4 separate regions of the Mus musculus genome follow, and regions 1, 3 and 4 are each linked to region 2. Evidence: chromatin loops called from intact Hi-C (ENCODE). Cell type or tissue: heart. All regions are shown on one strand. Each heading gives the region's core, and the rest is flanking DNA. Links, peaks and the distances in the headings are about the cores only. Region 1 holds the start of Whrn (whirlin). Region 2 overlaps Akna (AT-hook transcription factor). Region 3 overlaps Whrn (whirlin). Region 4 has its middle 37 kb from the start of 8030451A03Rik.

Evidence for each region. Peaks named below come from ENCODE experiments on the same cell type or tissue, not always from the same donor. Only the 100,000 strongest peaks of a DNase experiment are listed, where the experiment ranks them.
Region 1: a loop joins it to region 2, with 3 times the contacts of the local background. A loop is called at or near these places in 6 of 42 quality-filtered maps.
Region 3: a loop joins it to region 2, with 3 times the contacts of the local background. A loop is called at or near these places in 6 of 42 quality-filtered maps.
Region 4: it touches region 2 in a loop (5-fold over the local background); 15 of 42 quality-filtered maps call a loop at or near these places.

What each region holds. Positions count from the first base shown.
Region 1 is chr4:63,495,713-63,500,627 of GRCm38, forward strand. Whrn (whirlin) reads right to left here and starts at 279. Exons shown (of 12, transcript NM_028640.2): 1 at 1-279. In heart, for the core only: a CTCF peak has its summit at 2,861 (motif pointing left); no DNase peak of the experiment used is centred there.
Region 2 is chr4:63,366,006-63,370,920 of GRCm38, forward strand. Akna (AT-hook transcription factor) reads right to left here. Exons shown (of 22, transcript NM_001045514.3): 20 at 4,887-4,915; 21 at 4,467-4,647; 22 at 1,118-2,281. The coding sequence ends at 2,041. Among named protein-coding and RNA genes, the nearest start is that of Orm2, 6.0 kb to the left of the region's middle. In heart, for the core only: no CTCF peak of the experiment used is centred there; a DNase peak (open chromatin) is centred at 2,766.
Region 3 is chr4:63,479,305-63,481,804 of GRCm38, forward strand. The region is part of intron 1 of Whrn (whirlin); the gene reads right to left. Among named protein-coding and RNA genes, the nearest start is that of Whrn, 15 kb to the right of the region's middle. In heart, for the core only: a CTCF peak has its summit at 940 (motif pointing right); no DNase peak of the experiment used is centred there; H3K27ac peaks cover 775 bases.
Region 4 is chr4:63,945,706-63,950,620 of GRCm38, forward strand. No RefSeq gene overlaps it. Among named protein-coding and RNA genes, the nearest start is that of 8030451A03Rik, 37 kb to the right of the region's middle. In heart, for the core only: a CTCF peak has its summit at 2,548 (motif pointing left); a DNase peak (open chromatin) is centred at 2,556; H3K27me3 peaks cover 620 bases.

The sequences.
Region 1 (4,915 bases), core at 1,394-3,893, 130 kb after region 2:
GCCGCCCGCCCCGTCACACCATGTCCGGGGCTCCCCCAGCCGAGATGCCCGTTCCTCTAGGGCTGGGGGACCCCAAAGTCAGAAAGAAGTTAGGGCGCCGGTCAATCTAGGCTCAGAGTCCGGAGCAGTCGCAGCCAGAGGAGCCACGCGGGCGTCCGGCGGGGGGTGCGGGGCATGTCCCGGGCCGCCCACCATGCAGCAGCCCGGGCCCCCGCGCCCCAACGCCGCCCGGGCGCACACGGAGCCACGCGGCCGGGAGCCCGGACTTTGCGAACTGTTGAGCAGCTCTGGGCTGAGTCTTCCAGCGAGTTCCGACGCCGCCGCCGTCGCCAGCCGGGACTTGGCCCCGCCCCCTCGCCCCTCCCCCTCCCCGCCCCGTCCCCCCGCGGGCTCTTCAGGAAATGACGTCCCGCCTGGCGCGCCTGGCTGTTGCCTGGAGACGGGGTGAAACAGTCCGGCCCCAAGGAAGAAAGGGGTGAAAGTGGGGGTGAAAGAAAGCAGGAGGAGCCCTGGGCCCCTGCGAAGTCTTCCCACTTCCTCAGCCCAGGGGTGAAAGATGGGGTCCTAAAAGCTGCGCTTTCCGGCGATCACAGCTCGATTCCAGGGTCGCTTTGGAGCAATTAGCCGGTTTGCCAATTCACAATTGGGGAAAATGGCCAACTTTTGGCCTCTAAAATAATAGATGCTTCATGCTCTGCTTTTCTGCCTTAAAATGTTGTTCCTGCAGCTTGCACACGTGCTGACTGCAAGTTTAAGTGAGTATGTGGACGATAATCGGTCACCTGCTCTGCACATGAGAAGAATATAAGCCACACAGGTGCCATCAGGAGCCAAGTCCTGTGCTGGGATAGATCAGCCTGGGCCCCTTCCTCTGGTGCTCTCCGGAGTGGGGGGGGGGGGGGGAGGGGGGAGTGGGGGAAAGCAAGGAGCTGTTATCAGAACTGTAAAGTATGCAAACACACACACATGCATTTAAAACTAAGTCTGGAGTAGGAATGTCACTTGTACCAACTGTTAGGTCCCGCTTGTGATCTTTTCCACACTGAGGGAACAGGGTGAAGGTTACATGACAACTCTATATACAGTCTTTAAAAAAAACATATTTTATATGGAAAGATGTCAGAATACACAGTCTAAAGTCTGTCATCTGATACCCACTCTCCTAAACACTATCACAGGAAAAACTCGGCTTCTAGTCAAAGAAGTGTTCTAAGAAGATCTATAGTGCTTGACCTAGTCACCACTACATGCCATGTGGATCTCTTTAAACCTGAATTGCCTCTCCAGAGGTGTTCTGTGAAAAGCTGGTTTTTTTTCCCCTAAGACTGTCCTGGGTTGCCGTCACAGGAATGAAACGGCTGACTCTGATATGGGAGAAATAGAAAAAGAGAAGGATTATCTGGAGTGGCTTTGAGCTGGCTGCAGAAGGGTGTTTTGTTCCCTGGCTAGTTATTTACCTGTGCACTTGGTCATTCTTCATTCAACATTTGCCAAGCACCCGTTCTGCTGCTTGACCAAGCGGCATATGGTTGATGCTGGAGACCCAGGATAAAGAGTTGAAATCTTTGACCTCAAAGAGTCATAGTCTGGCAAAGGAAAGACGGTGTAGGTCAAGGTTAAAAACAAACAAACATAAAAAAGATAAGCATTAGGAGTGTCAAGATAGACCACAGTGAGGCGAGGAGACTAACAGGAATGGACTTTCTGGGCTGCAGAGATGTTTCCGCGGGTAAAGATATTTGCCACCAAGCCTGACCACCTGATTTTCATGCCTGGAACCAGCACGGTGGAAGGGGGAGAACCAACTCCTGCAAGCTGTCCTCTAATCTTCATGGTGCTTGTGGCACGTGTAGCAACCCTGTAGCACATAATAAACGAATAAGTAAATAAAATATTTTAAAAGAAGAATCTTTCTGAGTAATGGGAAGCCACAGGGAGATTTCTAACACTGTAGTTTAATGCAGTCCCAAAATGGAGGCAAAGAATTAAAGTTCTCCTTTCCCCAAAGCTCTCCCCTTCTTTTCACACAGACCTGAGTTGAATTGATGCCCAGTGAACATATTTCACAGGGCGTCACAAAGTGATGTCTTAAGTAGCCAATTGAGTGACCCTTTGACATCTGTCTTACAGCTCTGCGTGTAGCAGTCCGTGCTATGCATCCTTATTTCTTCTTGCCGACCCTAGTTGAAGTCTTTAATGCAACCAGAACAAGTTATTTAAGGAGAGAATCTGTTCCAACCCCTCCCCTCATGTATTAATGACATACCTCGAAATGCCACCACACGGGACTTAATTGCATGCAGTTCGGGTTTTCTGCAAATGTATTTCATGCTTAGTGTTCAGTTAGTTTGTGTTCTAATTATAATTGCTGTGATTGGTTTGATAAATGCAGCCCAGGAGCTAAGATTCCCCACTCCCAATATTTCCTTTCTGTGCAAAGGATGTTTTCGAGAATATTTTGCTTCGGGCAGCAGAAGCCTCTGTGCTAACAGCCTTAGGGAAAAAGGAAACACTTTCTTCTGCAAACATCGGGCACCATCTGGGAAGGCTGTGCTATTGTTTAGCTTCATAGAGGTTGATCTGAGAGAGCAGAGCGAGAACCGAGGGAAGGACAAATGGGAACTTTCCCATCCATCTTGCATAACCACCTTCGTATCAGTTTGCAGTGTGTCCCTCAGAGAGGCAACGTGTAACTGTGCTCAAACCTCAAGAATCCTATTTCATGAGTGAAGATGTGTTTGTCTGTCAAGAAATAAGCTCTCAGAAATTCAAGCTGCCTGGACTCCTGGGGGCTGTACTGCCTTCAGGCCCTTGAATGAAATAGGAATCAAGAGTTCCTGTTTGGCCTTGGCTGCATACTGCCCTCTTCAGAGCTAAAATAGTATTTTCCTGCAATCGCAGACATCCCCCCACCCCTCCCCTTTTCTAAAGCTAACTTTCACCCCAGTGCTGGAAACTGACCCCACTAGGTACACAGGCTAAATAAGACCTCAGACAACTGATCAATACCCTAAGCCAGGGTTCTCCAAGACAAGATCTCACTGTGCAGCTCAGACTCTCCTGGAACTTGATATGTAGCTCAGGCTAACCTTGAACTCATGATCCACCCGCTTCAACCTTCAAAGCAACACCACATCCAGCACCAAGGCCACTTTTAATTGTTCACTGTTGATAACCAACTTGAGCCAACCCTTCTAGTCCAGATGTTTCTGGAAATCTGGACTTGAGCAACCGGAAAGACAGAGCAGGAGAAAGAATGAATGGTGTTGCCTTTTGTGCTTAGCACAACTTACAAGTGCTGAGATATGCTCGTTGCTGAGCTGGACTTTTGTTTGTTGTTTGACTCTTAGTGACTTCTGCATTACTGTGATCAAAATATCTGACAAAAACAAGTGTGTGTGTGTGTGTGTGTGTGTGTGTGTGTGTGTTTATGTGTGTGTTCATGATTCCAGAAAGTTCAGTCCATCATGGTGATGACACCATAGCCCAGGAATTCACGTCATGACTGGCTAGGAAGTAGAGTGGGACAAGAAATAACCAGGGACCCTATGATTACCAGAGGCTGTCTCCAGTGGCCCACCTCCTGCAACCTGGCCCCACCTCCTGCAACCTGGCCCCACCTCCCAAGTCTCTCAAACCTCCCAATACAGTGTCATCGGCTTGGAGCTAGCTATTCAAACCATAAGCCCTTGGAATTCCTTTTCAGGTTCAGGACACAACGGTTTTGAATGCAAGCTACACGTTTCATGCCCTATGCGTCACATGAAGCATGTGACACACAGGAGGACAGGACATTACTGGTGACTTCCTTCTCCCTCTTTTTATTGCAATCTTTAAAAGCCCTTTTCCATTCATTCCATAGTTATTCGGAGCCTCTCTCCTTCCCTCTAATTCACTGAAATGTCTCCTCAGAAGGTGATAGAGATTAATTTAACTTGAGATGCATTTCCCGTGGGACATATAGAATTATCTGTAGCTGGTGGTTTTTTTTTTTTTTGAACAGCTCTGTTTTAAGCAATTATATGTTTTATTCACTCACTCCTACCAGCAAGTACAAGAGATTCCATCACCACTGTCGTCCTCTTCCTGGTAGAACAGAGAGGATGTAGAGATGCCAGGAGGCAACTATCCTGAGGATGAGAGGGATACCCACATGGAGAGTTGGGCTTTTGGACCAGGAGAGTCTCATTCCAGAGTTTGATTATCAATCTCTGTAGTGTAGAGTCTCCCAGATGTGTGGTTCAGAGATGTCAAGTTGGGCCATCCTTCCTGCTGGGATCAGTCAAGGACCACATTTCTTCCACGAATGTGAATATTTTCTTTAGAGAATTTGAGATGAGAACTCACAGGTTAATAACTCACAGTCCCTGACTGGTAAGCTGACAGTTTGTGCTATAAAGACAGAGTAGAGGCTTAGTAAAGAAAATATCATTGAGAGAGATCCTTCATGGGGAGGATTTGGGGACCTTCAGATTTCTCAGCTCAGATACGGGGGCTCAAAGCTATCCGATGCTGGGTGCCATGGGGAACTCATTCCAGCGTGAAGACTCCTGGCAGCAAGGACATTAACAACCAGAGCTATCGCTGGTGCTGCAGGACCACAGCCTGTCTCTTCTGCAAATGTCAGTGGGGATGGATGATATCAGCAGAGAAATGGGAAACAGTTTCCTCTACGACCGGTAGATAGCACCGACAATATTGATGGAAGCACAGGGAGATAAGAGAGAGGAGAGAAAAGAGAAAGCACCAAAAAACCAGCGAACGACAGGAGAGAGACGGGTATTTATCTTGCCTTGGGTATAATCTGCAAAGAGTCTGATTCATGGTCACAGAGATTCATGTGACTTGCTTGTAAGAAAGCTGTCAGAGCAGCGAGTTGATCCCCAACTTAACAATTCTGTTCTTTATTACCTTT
Region 2 (4,915 bases), core at 1,262-3,761:
GTTAGGCTAGAAAGTACTGTCAGAACCCGATGCTCTTGCTAGAATCTCCAAACACTTAGGGCACAGTTGGGGAAGACAAGGCAGGAGACCCAAGCAGCAGTGAGAGGGGGAGGGGAACAAAGGTGTACAGTTCCTGTCACAGGGCCTTCACTTCAGAGGGGCCACTATAATCACAGGAAGGGAGGTGACTGGGAGGCAGGAAGGTACAGGTTGATGCTAACAGGGTCACAGTATAAAAGGCCAAGGCTAGGCGACATGGTAGACTTAGGCCTCAGCTAGAGGGTCTGGATGTCCCCTGGAAGACTCCTCAAGGTGCCCATGGGGGACACTGTGAGATGACACTGCTTCCCTAAAGGCCAGTTGACATCGATTGCACAATTGTGACCGGAGTTCCTGAGGCACAGTCCACTCGGTGGCAAAGACAGGGTCTGAGATCATCTTTACACTTGACTGGATTGGCAGTCCCCTAGGGGATGTACGCCATGTGTGTCTGTGAGGACATTTCCAGAGAGAGCCGCCACCCTGACTGTAGGCAGTGACATTCCTTGGGCTGGGATCCCCCATTTAACCAAAAGCAGAAAACAAGCTGAGCACCCATAAATCATTTCTGCCTGCTAAGCTTATGGCTGTCCTGACTGGATGCAGTGTGCCATGGTAGACTGTGTCCCCTGAGCCCACCATCATTAGCTTTTTTCAGTTATTTTGTCACAGAACCAGGAAAGGCACCTGATGAAGCACCCTGCTCTGTCTGTCAATGCACTGGGGCAGAGTGAGTCACAGTCACTGCCACACGCATGCCCAGAGTCAAGCTGGCCACAGGCATAGGGTGCCATGGAAGTCTCTGGAAGGAGACTCTGGCCTGAGGCTTTGTCACACACTTCCTGCTGAGTGTCTCCCACTGTTTCTGGCCTGGGAATTCATGACAGGCCTTGCTCATCTGGCCTCTGCAGGCAAAGGACAGGAGAAGCAGGGGAGACAGATGTGAGCAGAAGCCTAGGCAGACTCTGGAATGATATGCAGCAAGTACCCTGGGGGAGACCTTAGCTGGGTGTCCACTTCCCTGCCTGCACCCTCGCCTTAGAAACCCCAGGCTCTGGATACACAGCACAGCCACAGGTAGCTTTGGGGATTTCTTTGCCCGTTCTTAAGTTCATTATTTATTTTCCTTCATTTGTTTTATAACAAAAATAGATTTTTAAAAAATGCCTCAAATATATAAACAATCTGTGATAACACACACACACACACACACACACACACACACACACACACACACATCCCAGAAATGTTGAGGTCACTCTGCTATGGGACAGGGAAACGGGTACCGGCCTGGTCTATCAGCCTCAGGCCAGGGCCTGGCAAGGTAGCTTGGTCCTAAGTGGATGCCAAAGACATAGTGGGTATGTCTGAGGCTGCTGGGTGCTTCCTGGCCTACATGAGCAGCTTCTACTCCATGAGCTCATGGGAAAAACTTCTGTAACCACAGAAGAGCTGGGCGTGCGTCAGCTGAGGCCTCAGCCCCAAGACATTAATGGGTCCCCAAGTACTACCCCTGCCCACTAGTTACTAGGAACAAAATCCCTAACTAGTTCTTCTCCCTGACAACGCCTGCCTCAGAGTAGCTATCACAGGCAGTGTCCAAAATGCTTCAGAGACCCTAGACTTTTCTTTTCCTCTCTGGCCTTCTGAGACAGGTCCAAGCCCAAGTTAGCTCCCCAGTGTAAAGACATTCTGTCCAGTAAGAGCCACATTATTAGCTGCAGAAGCACATGGGCAGGAGGGGGACGAGGAGGAGTCTCAGCGACTCTGACTCGACAGAGGGAGCCATGATCACTACACCTGTTAGACAGAGTTGGCCCCCAGACATTCATCCACTCCTGACTAGGCCAATGTCTCTCCATTTTAAATACGCCACATGAATCAGGTGGCACTCCTGGGGAGGGGAACGTGACATCTTCCAGCCATCAGTGGTACCAGGAGACTGTTGACTGGGAAACAACAGCGGCTGCCTGCCTACTTAGTCTCAGAGTCTCCAGGGAGTCAGAAAAGGCAGGAGCCTCGCAGGCTACGGGCATGGCGCAGGTCCGCAGACAGGGAGCGGCTCAGCTGGCGGGTGGTGGAGCGAACGTTCTCGGCGGCCTGTGCAGCCTCTCTGAGTGCGGCCTGCAGCTCCTCCAGGTCATTCAGACCCAGTTGGACTGAGTGCCGGGTTCTCCGAGGTCCCCGAGCAGGCTGCGGGGAAGCTGTCTGGGCTGAGGTAGGTGCTGGGGCTGCATAGTACCTGGGGAGAGAAGGAAGAACATACGATCTGGCAAGGGTCAGGCAAAGCCACCAGCTATGGGTTCCATGTCTACTGTACACCCTGCTCTTTCCTCTCCTGTCCAAGGCCACTGTGGAGAAACAAACTTGGGAGGGATGAAGGAGAGTATATGTGTGAGTGCTTGCCCTGGAGCAGGTGTAGGCACGACTAGTTCATTCCAGCCTCTGACATAGCAATCAGACCCCCTTAAGTGTACACTCTGGGGCTGCAATGGAAGTCAGTATCTGGAACATCAATCTGCAGATGGCAGGTGTTGATGGAAGGTGCCAAAATGAACGACTGGGCTTCCTGGGGGTAGCAGAGCTGCTCAGACACCCTCGTTGAGGGAGAACCTGGGCTCTCTGTGGCTTCCATCCTTGCAGCTCATAGGAGGGCCAGCTTGATCCAAGCCTTCCCTGAAGGCACTGGATTAGAGAGCCTCAGTCAGCTGCAGGGCTGCATCTGGCCAGCAGGTGGCAGCACAGCACCACTGCGATTGCTGGTTCAACCATGGTGCAAGCTTAGTCCTGCTGCCCAGACAGAAGAAAACCAAGGTATGGCTTGTTCTAACAAGACCTGAAGGCTTGATGAAGCCATGGCTTCCCATATATTCACCTAATCATCTCGAGTATCTGTTTCTCAGAAGAAGAAACAGGCCAGAGAGACAAAGTGATGAGCCCAAAGTCATTCTCCAAGTGCTGTCCACTCAATTGTCCCTTCCTTGGGGCCACCACACTGGGGTGAGCTCCCCCCCGCCCCCCAGGCCCAGATTGTAAAGATTTGTCTTGAGACAAGTAGAGAATGCTGAGGCTACCATAGGGTTGCTAAAGGACATCAAACCTCCCCAGCCCGAGGACAGGAAACGTGGGCAGGTGTCCATACCACGTGAGCCAGGGTCTGGACACGAAGAAAGGCTGGCCCTAGGGACCCACCAGGACTCAAGCAAGAAGGCAGAAGAAAATGTACCTCAGGCCTGACCCCTCATGCCTGCTGGTGCCTTGGGCTTCTCTTCTGCTGGCATCAGCTGCTACAGAGCCAACTACTACCCCATTAATCACAGAGGCTGTCTATTGGTAACACTGCAGCCCAACAGGCCCACTTTACAGTGGAGGAAACTGAGGCTAAGACTAGAAAGGGGCTTGGGGGGGTGGCTAATGTTCCATTTAGTCAGTCATGACACTTCCTGGAGTCACAAGACAGACTCCACACATATCCCAGTGGGGTCTGACAGTGTCTCACTTAATCCTCACACATCAGGACCTAGCAGAGTCACTTCCTCATTGAACAGATAGAGAAACTGAGGCTTAAAGAAACACTCCTCTGCTTCCGCCATAGTACTCATAAGAGAGGGGATTCTGGTACAGCCAATTCCTGAAATGTCACCAGGCTGCCATGCCCACTCTCCGCCTTTTTGGTAAGTGATGCTTAAGACCAAATCCATCTAGCTGGTGCCCCTGCATGCCAAAGTCACAGAGACAGGGCAGTATGGAGCAGCTGCCACCACCAAGAGGAGCCCAAGTTGCCAATGAAATGTAGGGGATCCTGGATGGTGCCCCGGAATAGAATGGGCATCAGGCCTAAAACAAGCATGCTAGAGGAAAAGAGCAAGCTTCGGCTAATACTAAAGCATTCCAGTTGGTTTTCTCCTAGTGACGGGTTTGCATAGGAACACAGCCATGGGAATGGGCTGTGGGGGAGGGGCAGTGCATGGGAGAGCTGTGTAGTGTGCACTCAATTCTCCTAAATCCAAAACCATCCCACTAATGAGAATTGATTGAAAAAAAGAAGGGAGAAGGAATAGAAACTATGCTTACTTTATACACACGTGTGCACACACATACACACACAAACTCACACAAACACACACCTTATTATAGGCTTACTCATTAGGAAAGAAAGATGGCTTATGGTTCTAGGTCCTCAAGAAGCTGTAACTCCAGAGACAGGGCCCTCTTGCTAGTCTAGTTCACCACTGGGTCCCCAAGCACCCAGAAGCCTGTCCCATGAGAGTTTGTTGAGTGACTACAAGAATGTCAGGCTTATACTCCATTTTCCATACAGGAAGACACTACCCCTGGCTCACAGCATCCTGACATGATGTAAGAATGCTGGGGTGGTTTTTTGCGGGTACCCAGGTAGCATGGGGCAGCTGGAAGGGGGGACTCACACAGTGGGTGGTAGATAAGGCATAATGGGAGCTGAGGAGATGTAGGCCAAAGCCGGTGGGGCTGGGGCTGGGGGCGCAGCAGCCAGGTACCAGAGTCCAGGGGCCATTCGTACTGGCGAGCCCGTCTGCCTGTTCTTCCGTTTGAGGATGGGGGTGGAAGGCTTTTTGGGGGTGTTCTTCTCTGCAAGGGAAGGAAAGACAGAGAAATTACATGAGGACTTAGATGCAGCCAAGCACGGTGGGTCAGCCAGCTACCCCTGCACTTGTGGCTGATGGGCAGTGGAGGACCACCCTAGGGAGGGCATCCCTCTGGGATGTTGAGCCTCTGTTGCATTTATTTTGCTCTAGCGGAGCTTACAGCATCCCCAAGGTCTGGCCAAGCCCCGTGGCTGAAGAAAGATGCTGAGGGCTCATTCCTACCAGAGGGACCTGAGCTGGAGCCATCTGCT
Region 3 (2,500 bases), core at 1-2,500, 110 kb after region 2:
CATGCTACTCGGCCCATCTGTTTCCGTGGTACAAGCTGGAGATCATCACTCCACTCCCTTGCAGGTAGAGAAGGCCACTGCAGGCCAGGGCTGCCACTAATGTCACCACCCACAACTGAAAAACTGGACCCAGGGGCTTTCCTGGGTTCTTCCAGTGCAAATCAGAGCAGTCCCCATCTGACCTGGCAGATGGCCTGGGGCAGATGCTCTCCACCACCAGACCCACACCATGATAATTGAAATATGAATTATGCGTGCATGTTTCTACACATGGTGCTCTCAGGAGGCAAATCACCTCGCTCTGCTCTTTGGAGAGAACTCTGATGCCCAACATCATAGGCCAGAAGGACACAATTCCCAGTAGAGGACAAAGGAGTAACCTGGAAAGGCCACCGTGCGGGACTAGAGGCATGTTAACAAAAGAACAACAATAACAAAACCATCTTCTTGTTCATAAATGAACTCATAATGGAAATTTTATGTTCGTTCATTCATTCACTCACTCATTCATTCCTTATTGCTATTGGTGTTTTTGGACAGGGTCTCTTTTAACTCAAGGTTGGCCTCAAAGTTCTGATCCTCTTGCCTCTACCTGTCAGGGGCTACCACTATAGGTATGCACAATCATGCCAAAGCTCCACTTTGTTTTAGAAGAAAATCATTTAGGGGGCTATCTCATGACCAGTCCAGTGGCAGTAAGCTCGTAGGTTTCCACACTGAGAATACTCAGCCAGCACGGAGTTCTTACTCCTTGAACACTGGACGTTTAGGCTTTAGCTTCTTCCCAGTGGAGGTATGTGTGACTAACATTCTTTTAGTTACAGCCTTGAGTACATATGCATCTATTTTCCTAGATTGGGCATCTTCATTTTTTGTATAACCAGACTCTGGGAAGATAGCCCGAGGAACATGCTCTCTGCCTGTTGTGATTCCTTTGGCCACCTGCAGGGGGCAGCAATAGCAAAATCACAATGACAGCCACAGTCTTCCCGGTGCACAAAAGAGAAAAGGTGTGTGTTACTCAAGGTCACAAAGAGAGTCAGAGGCAGGGCCTGGATATGAATCTAGGGGTCTCCAAACACAGCCCCACACCCTCGCTGGGGGTTCACGTACCGCAAGGCCAGCACAAGCCAACTCTATACTTTGTCCCAAATAAAGGAAAGTTTTCAAAGGGAGACATGGGATTTGTAGGCTGCAAGGCCCCAGCTGTCTGTCCTCATGGCCTGAAAAGGCCTCCCATTCAGCCTGCTTCGAGAGCAAGCAGAACTGGCAGTGTGGACTCTGCCCCCAGCAACATATTTCAATGACATGAGAAATGAAACTCTAACGTGCACGGTTTCCTTCTGTGTTAAGGACCTCTAACTGCATGGACCTCCAGCCTCCTTTCAGGCCCCCCAGACCAGCACTGCAGAGTGGCCAGATCCTTTTAGAATGAAAAGGGCCTGCCTCCCTTCCCTGTGGCCTCTGAGCAGCCATGCAAGCTTCCTTTTCCGCTGTCAGGCGGCGCCAGCCCTGCCCCCTGGCAGCTGCAGCTCCTGCAGGCCACCTGAGCTTTCTCTCGGTGTCGGGTGCTTCTTTTCCACTTCGGGCCTCTCTGCACGTGGGGCTCCTGGCCCGGCAAGTTCACCTCACTACATTCTCACTACAGGCGATCATTTCATCTATGGTCTCCTAACAGACCAGGAGGCACAACATTCCTCTGGCTTGATCTCCCGCGCACCCAGGGGTAGACACGGGAGGCGGTGAGCAAGGAGTTCCACATAAAGTGAACAGGGCAGTAAAGCAGGCAAGAAAGCCTTCCTGTCAGGGCTGGCCACCAGCGGGGATGCTACATCTTGAGTACCATGGCTTTTCTAGTAAAACAAAATTCATTTCACATTTCACTTTTCTTTTCTAACTTGTGCTAAATATCCCAGGCTGGAATCTAAATCATGGTCTTCCTGCCTTCAGCGCTCCTTGGACTGTAGAAACTCAGCTACAGATCTCGCTTTTTGTTTTGATTCTAGAAATCTCAGAATTCAATGTAAAGGTGAAACACACAAACATACACACACTTTTGTTTTATTTGTGTGTGTGTGTGTGTGTGTGTGTGTGTGTGTGTGACTTAAGTGTGTATAATTGTATTCATGAGAGTGCTGGTACCCAGGTGCCACCTTGTGCGTTTGAAAATTAAAGGACAACCTTGTTTAAGGGCTCTCTTTTGAGACTTGGGAAATGATGGTTCAGGGCTTATAAGCACTTGCTGTTCTTGCAGAGCCCCCTAGTTTGGTTCCCAGCACCCACACAATGACTTACGATTGCTTATAATACCAGCGCAAGGTGGTCCTGAGCCCCTTTTTTGGGCATTGCGTGCACGTGGTACACATACAGACAAGGCTCACCTCTGACCTTCCGTGGGCAGCAAGCAAGCACATGAGGCATGTAGACACAAGTACTCACTCAAAGCACCCCTACACGTGAAAGTAAACCTTTTAAAAACAAACAAATAAATAAAAGCTCC
Region 4 (4,915 bases), core at 1,428-3,927, 580 kb after region 2:
GCACAGTGATGGACATACTCAAGAATCTGCAGTCTGCTCTGAGGTCTCATCAGTCACATGGAGTGGAAGGCACCTAATGCGCTTCACTCGGGTTTTTGGATTGACACATCTGTCCACACCTGGATCTCCTGCTCATCTGAAAGGCACCCAGTGGAGCATGGTCCTCAGCCTCTTTGAAGTTGGCTCTACTCTCTTTCTGACTCTGAGGCTCTTTTCGTACACTGAGGGCCTCTTCTTCTTCTCCTCTGCTAGCTACTTATTAAGTCCTTAGTGAGAAGAAAATCTACAGAGCAAAGACGATGGCTCTGGGGACAACCAAGGCCTCCTTTGGTCCTTTTGAGCAACTCCTGAGCACACAAGAGAGGGAGGCCATGCTGGAGCTGCCCCCAGCATGCCTGGGAAACTCCCCTCTCCTTTCCTTCATGCTCTTAAGGACCTTCAGCATCAGTGATGCTTTGAGAGGTCAGTGGATGTGCCTTCTCTCCCTCTGATTCTTAAGAAATGTTCCTTCCCTGCTCTGAAACTGGGAGGGTGCTCCTGAGGAACCCTGTGAATACAGAGTCCTGGGAGAAGTACTTTTCCTTTGGTTAGGCGTGTAGTGTACTCTGTCTTTAAAAAACACTGAAATTCATAGTATTTGCCCCTCACCTCAACCCAAGTTTTCTGCTAAGTTCACTGGAGGACAATCTAATTCTCTGGATAAAAGTCTATTTCTACATGCCCTCATAGAGCAATTCTGTGACTGTTTCTCTAAACCACACTCTTCTATTCTCTTTTGTTAAGCTCATGGCAAGGGCAAGCATGATCTGAAATCAGATCCATGATGATTATAGGTGTGGCATCAAGATCACTTTCTGTTTATTTCAGCTGTACAATGATGAACAGGAGTTACGGGATACTGTCAGCACTCTGTTAGGAATCCTGGGCGTTCCTAATATTGATGATTGATGCTGTTACGGTTTGTGCAAGTGGAGCACAAACTCCATTAGTAAGTGGAGCTAATGAGACTGCTGAGCCCTCCTCCCTGGTCTGCTTATGTGTTCAGTGAACAAATAAGTAGTAGCTAGGAAATGCTAGGATGGCTTTGTTCTTGGTGCCGAAGACGAGGTAAAGAAAACATGGTCAGAAACTGATTTCCAGAGACAATACACAGGAATAAGCAAAAGGGTAGAAGTGCATGCTGTAGAAGAAAAGGAGTGTTGGGGATGGTGTGTGTGTGTGTGTGTGTGTGTGTGTGTGTGTGTGTGTGTGTGTGTGTGTGAGAGGGAGAGAGAGAGAGAGAGAGAGAGAGAGAGAGAGAGAGACAGACAGACAGACAGACAGACAGACAGACACAGAGACACAGAGATGGAGAGAGAGGTGGGGGGAGGGTTATGGAGGAAATATCTCAGGGAGATAATGGTGCTGGAATACAACTCAAAGTTAAAATAAGCCATACCTGTGCCAAGGGAAGAACATTTTTTGATTGAGGGTTGGGGCTCAAGATAGAGTCTCTCTATGTAGCCCTGTTTGTTCTAGAACTTACTCTGTAGACCAGGCTAGTATCAAAATCACAGAGATCTGCATGCCTCTGCTTTCCAAGTGCTGGGATTAAAGGTCTGTGCCACCACTGTCTGCCTGGAAAAACCATTTTTGATCAAGGACTTCCAGTGGCCATGCCTCCTGAGTGGCTTAGTGGGAGGCCAGTCCCCCAGAGCATCATAGGACAGAGAGGTAGGCATCTTCAAGGCCACTGTTATGTTGAGTTTTTCTTTGAACCAGAAGACAAGTGTCAGGATTTGAGCCACAGAGCAGCACAATATGATTGAAGAGAACACGTTATAGTGCTTTTGGATGGAGACTGGCTCCAGGAAGCAGGTGCTAAGGTGCTCTTGACTTTATGCCAATTGCTGCTCATGTTAATAAAGATGATGTGCAAGAGCCAATATCTAAACAGGGCTTGATAGAGAGAAAGCCAACAGCACTAGGCATAGTGAGAGCCATGGGGAGAAGTTGGTCCCACATTTCCCCACCTGTCTCCATGCTGGGAATCAAAATGAGTAAAGAGGACTAGAAGTATCACTGGTAAAAGGTTAGAGATAGACCAGGACAATGGGGGATATTACAGGTTGTCTTTATAACCAGCAAGAGGGGATGAGCAAACAGATGGAAACCAGAAATGGGCTTAGGGTACAAAGGAGCCAGTTGCTCAGCAAGTTGTAGAGGAGGCTGTTTATTACCAGGGCCCATGTCAAATCAGAATGGTAGTTGGTCACTGGGACAGAAACACCTCCTTGCTTGCAATGTTCCTGTCCCCACCCTAGGATAAAAAGCAGATAAGGAATTAGGAAAGAATTGATGGCCAATCAGGCTTCTTATAAGTCGCTAGGAAGTATTGGAGACTCCCATGGAGAAGGTTAATGCGAAGGGGAAGAAATTGTTTTCTCAGAGGTATCGGCAAATCACCAGTCTAGTCCTCTTGCCAAGAACCCCAATAACATCAACCATCTCTATTAGGAACACCCGGGGTCATTGCCCTCCTAAGATGGGAGGAGGCTGCCACCTGCTGGTTCTTTTAAGTACCTACCCAAGACATTTGCCTTATCTTTCGATTTGAGGGCGAGAAACCTGTGTGGAGAGTTGTCTCTACAATCACTGCTCATCATCCTCACCCCGCCCCTTGCCATTAAGATAGTCATTCTTAAATTTCATTTTATAAGATATTCAGAAATATTAGGTGGGTATTCCAAAATGACTTGGCAATAGGAGAGCGTGAGATACAAACCAGGCTGTCCACACGACTATCAGCGTTTTACAGAGGGCGCCACAGTACCAGCTTGTGCTGGTTTTGCAGCCTGTGAACTGAGATGAGGGAATAGGTACATGGGAGGTGTTCTGAGCATTCAGAACCGTAGAGTGGGATAAAGGAATATAGCTATCTTTTGTGAGGCTAGGCCAGTGCCTGGCAAACACAGAAGTGGATGCTCACAGTCAGCTATTGGATGAAACACAGGGCCCTCAATGGAGGAGCTAGAGAAAGCACCCAAGGAGCTGAAGGGATCTGCAACCCTATAGGTGGAACAACATTATGAAGTAACCAGTACCCCGGAGCTCGTGTCTCTAGCTGCATATGTAGCTGCATATGTATCCTAGTCGACCATCACTGGAAAGAGAGGCCCCTTGGTCTTGCAAACTTTATATGCCCCAGTACAGGGGAATGCCAAGGCCAAGAAGTGGGAGTGGGTGGGTAGGGGAGTGGGGGTACATGTAGGGTATAGGGTACTTTCGGGATAGTATTTGAAATGTAAATGAAGTAAATACCTAATAAAAAATTGGAAGAAAAACAATGTACGGGCTTTCTCCAAGGTACCCAGGCCAGAGGAGTCTGTAAGCATCATAGACTCTGGCACTTAGGGCCTAAGTGAACTTGGAGGAAGGCATTTCACTGTTGAGAAACTCATCTTTCCAACCTGTCGTGGCAAATGTGGCATGTGTCTATGGGAGCTTCTTAGTTTGGACTCCCCCACTGTACCCTGTGAGTATTTTCTGTGAATTATTAAGCTTTTCTTTCTGGTCCTGGTAGGACTGGGGCAAATCCCAAATGAGCCTCACTTGTCTTCTTTTCTAGAGACTGGATACATCTGTGGGCTTCTTGGGGTGGTAGGAGGACCAGGAAAGAGATGCTGGTACCAGACACCAACACAAAGCCTGCCTGCCAGCACACACTGGCATCCCCAATGCTCCTGAGCTGGAAGGGTATGAATGGGTGAGATACACACCTTTCTAGTGAACAATTACACTTCTTAGAGAGCAAGGCTAACTATGCCAGGCCTGGGAGCAGTGTCTTCAGTAACTCTCAGCCATAGTCTGTGGAGTCACCTTCACCTCTGTCCCTTACCCTCTTCACCCCTGTCATCCAGCACAGGTCTCACCTTGACCTCACTACTAGGCCTCTTACTCAGCACAGTCACCAAGAAAGGGTTCCTTATCTATCCTAGAAGTGAAGATTCTGACACTCAGGACCCTCCTGTCACCCTGTTCCCAGGTGAATGAAGCCTCTTTTCAGCTTCTCACATCCCTCATTGGGCTGCCCTAATAGACACGAACAGCCGAGTTCAGAAAAATAAATCTCAGGTGATTATCATAAGCAGCTTGGAATAGGGGTAAGGTGTGGAGGAGCTCTCTGTGGTCCCAAACCTATGAGCGCTACCTGTAGACCTCACACAACCCCATGTTGAATCTGCACATCCAGCCAGAGCTCAGCTTCCTTCTCATGGACCCCCGAAGCATCCTGTATGCTCTCCTCCATCCTATCTCCAGCCCACTTCCACGCAGCACCACCACATGGTTTGAGGGAAAAGGGTCTGAACGTAATACTCCCCTTCCAGCAATTCTACATTGAAGTCAGGAATCCCTTTTCTGGACCAGCGAGGGCTGTGTGACGGGTCTTGTTGCTCCGTGTAGCCTTATGTGCTCTGTGTCTATGATGGCTCACTTCCATTGTCAGCTTGGCTGGGTTAGGAAATCCATTAGGGATTAATGAGGCGCACCCTTAGATGTGTCTGCTCGGGTGTTTCCAGAGAGGATCAAGGGAAGGAGTGAAAGGTATCCTGACAGTATATAGCTCCACCCTACGGGCTGGAATCCTGCCCTGGATCAAGTCAAAACAAGGAGAGAACAAACTGAAAACCTACCTTCCTGTCTCCTGTGGATGCGCTGTGATCTGTTGATTTCTAGCTACTGTTGCACTCGGTCCCATAGCTTCCCCAGCTACCGTGGAGGACCATGATCCCAATCTATCAGACAAAATAACCCAACCTTTCCTTTTTTTAAAAAAATTTTTTTTTAATTGGGTATTTATTTCATTTACATTTCCAATGCTATCCCAAAAGTCCCCCAATGCTTCCCTACCCACTCCACCACCCACCCACTCCCA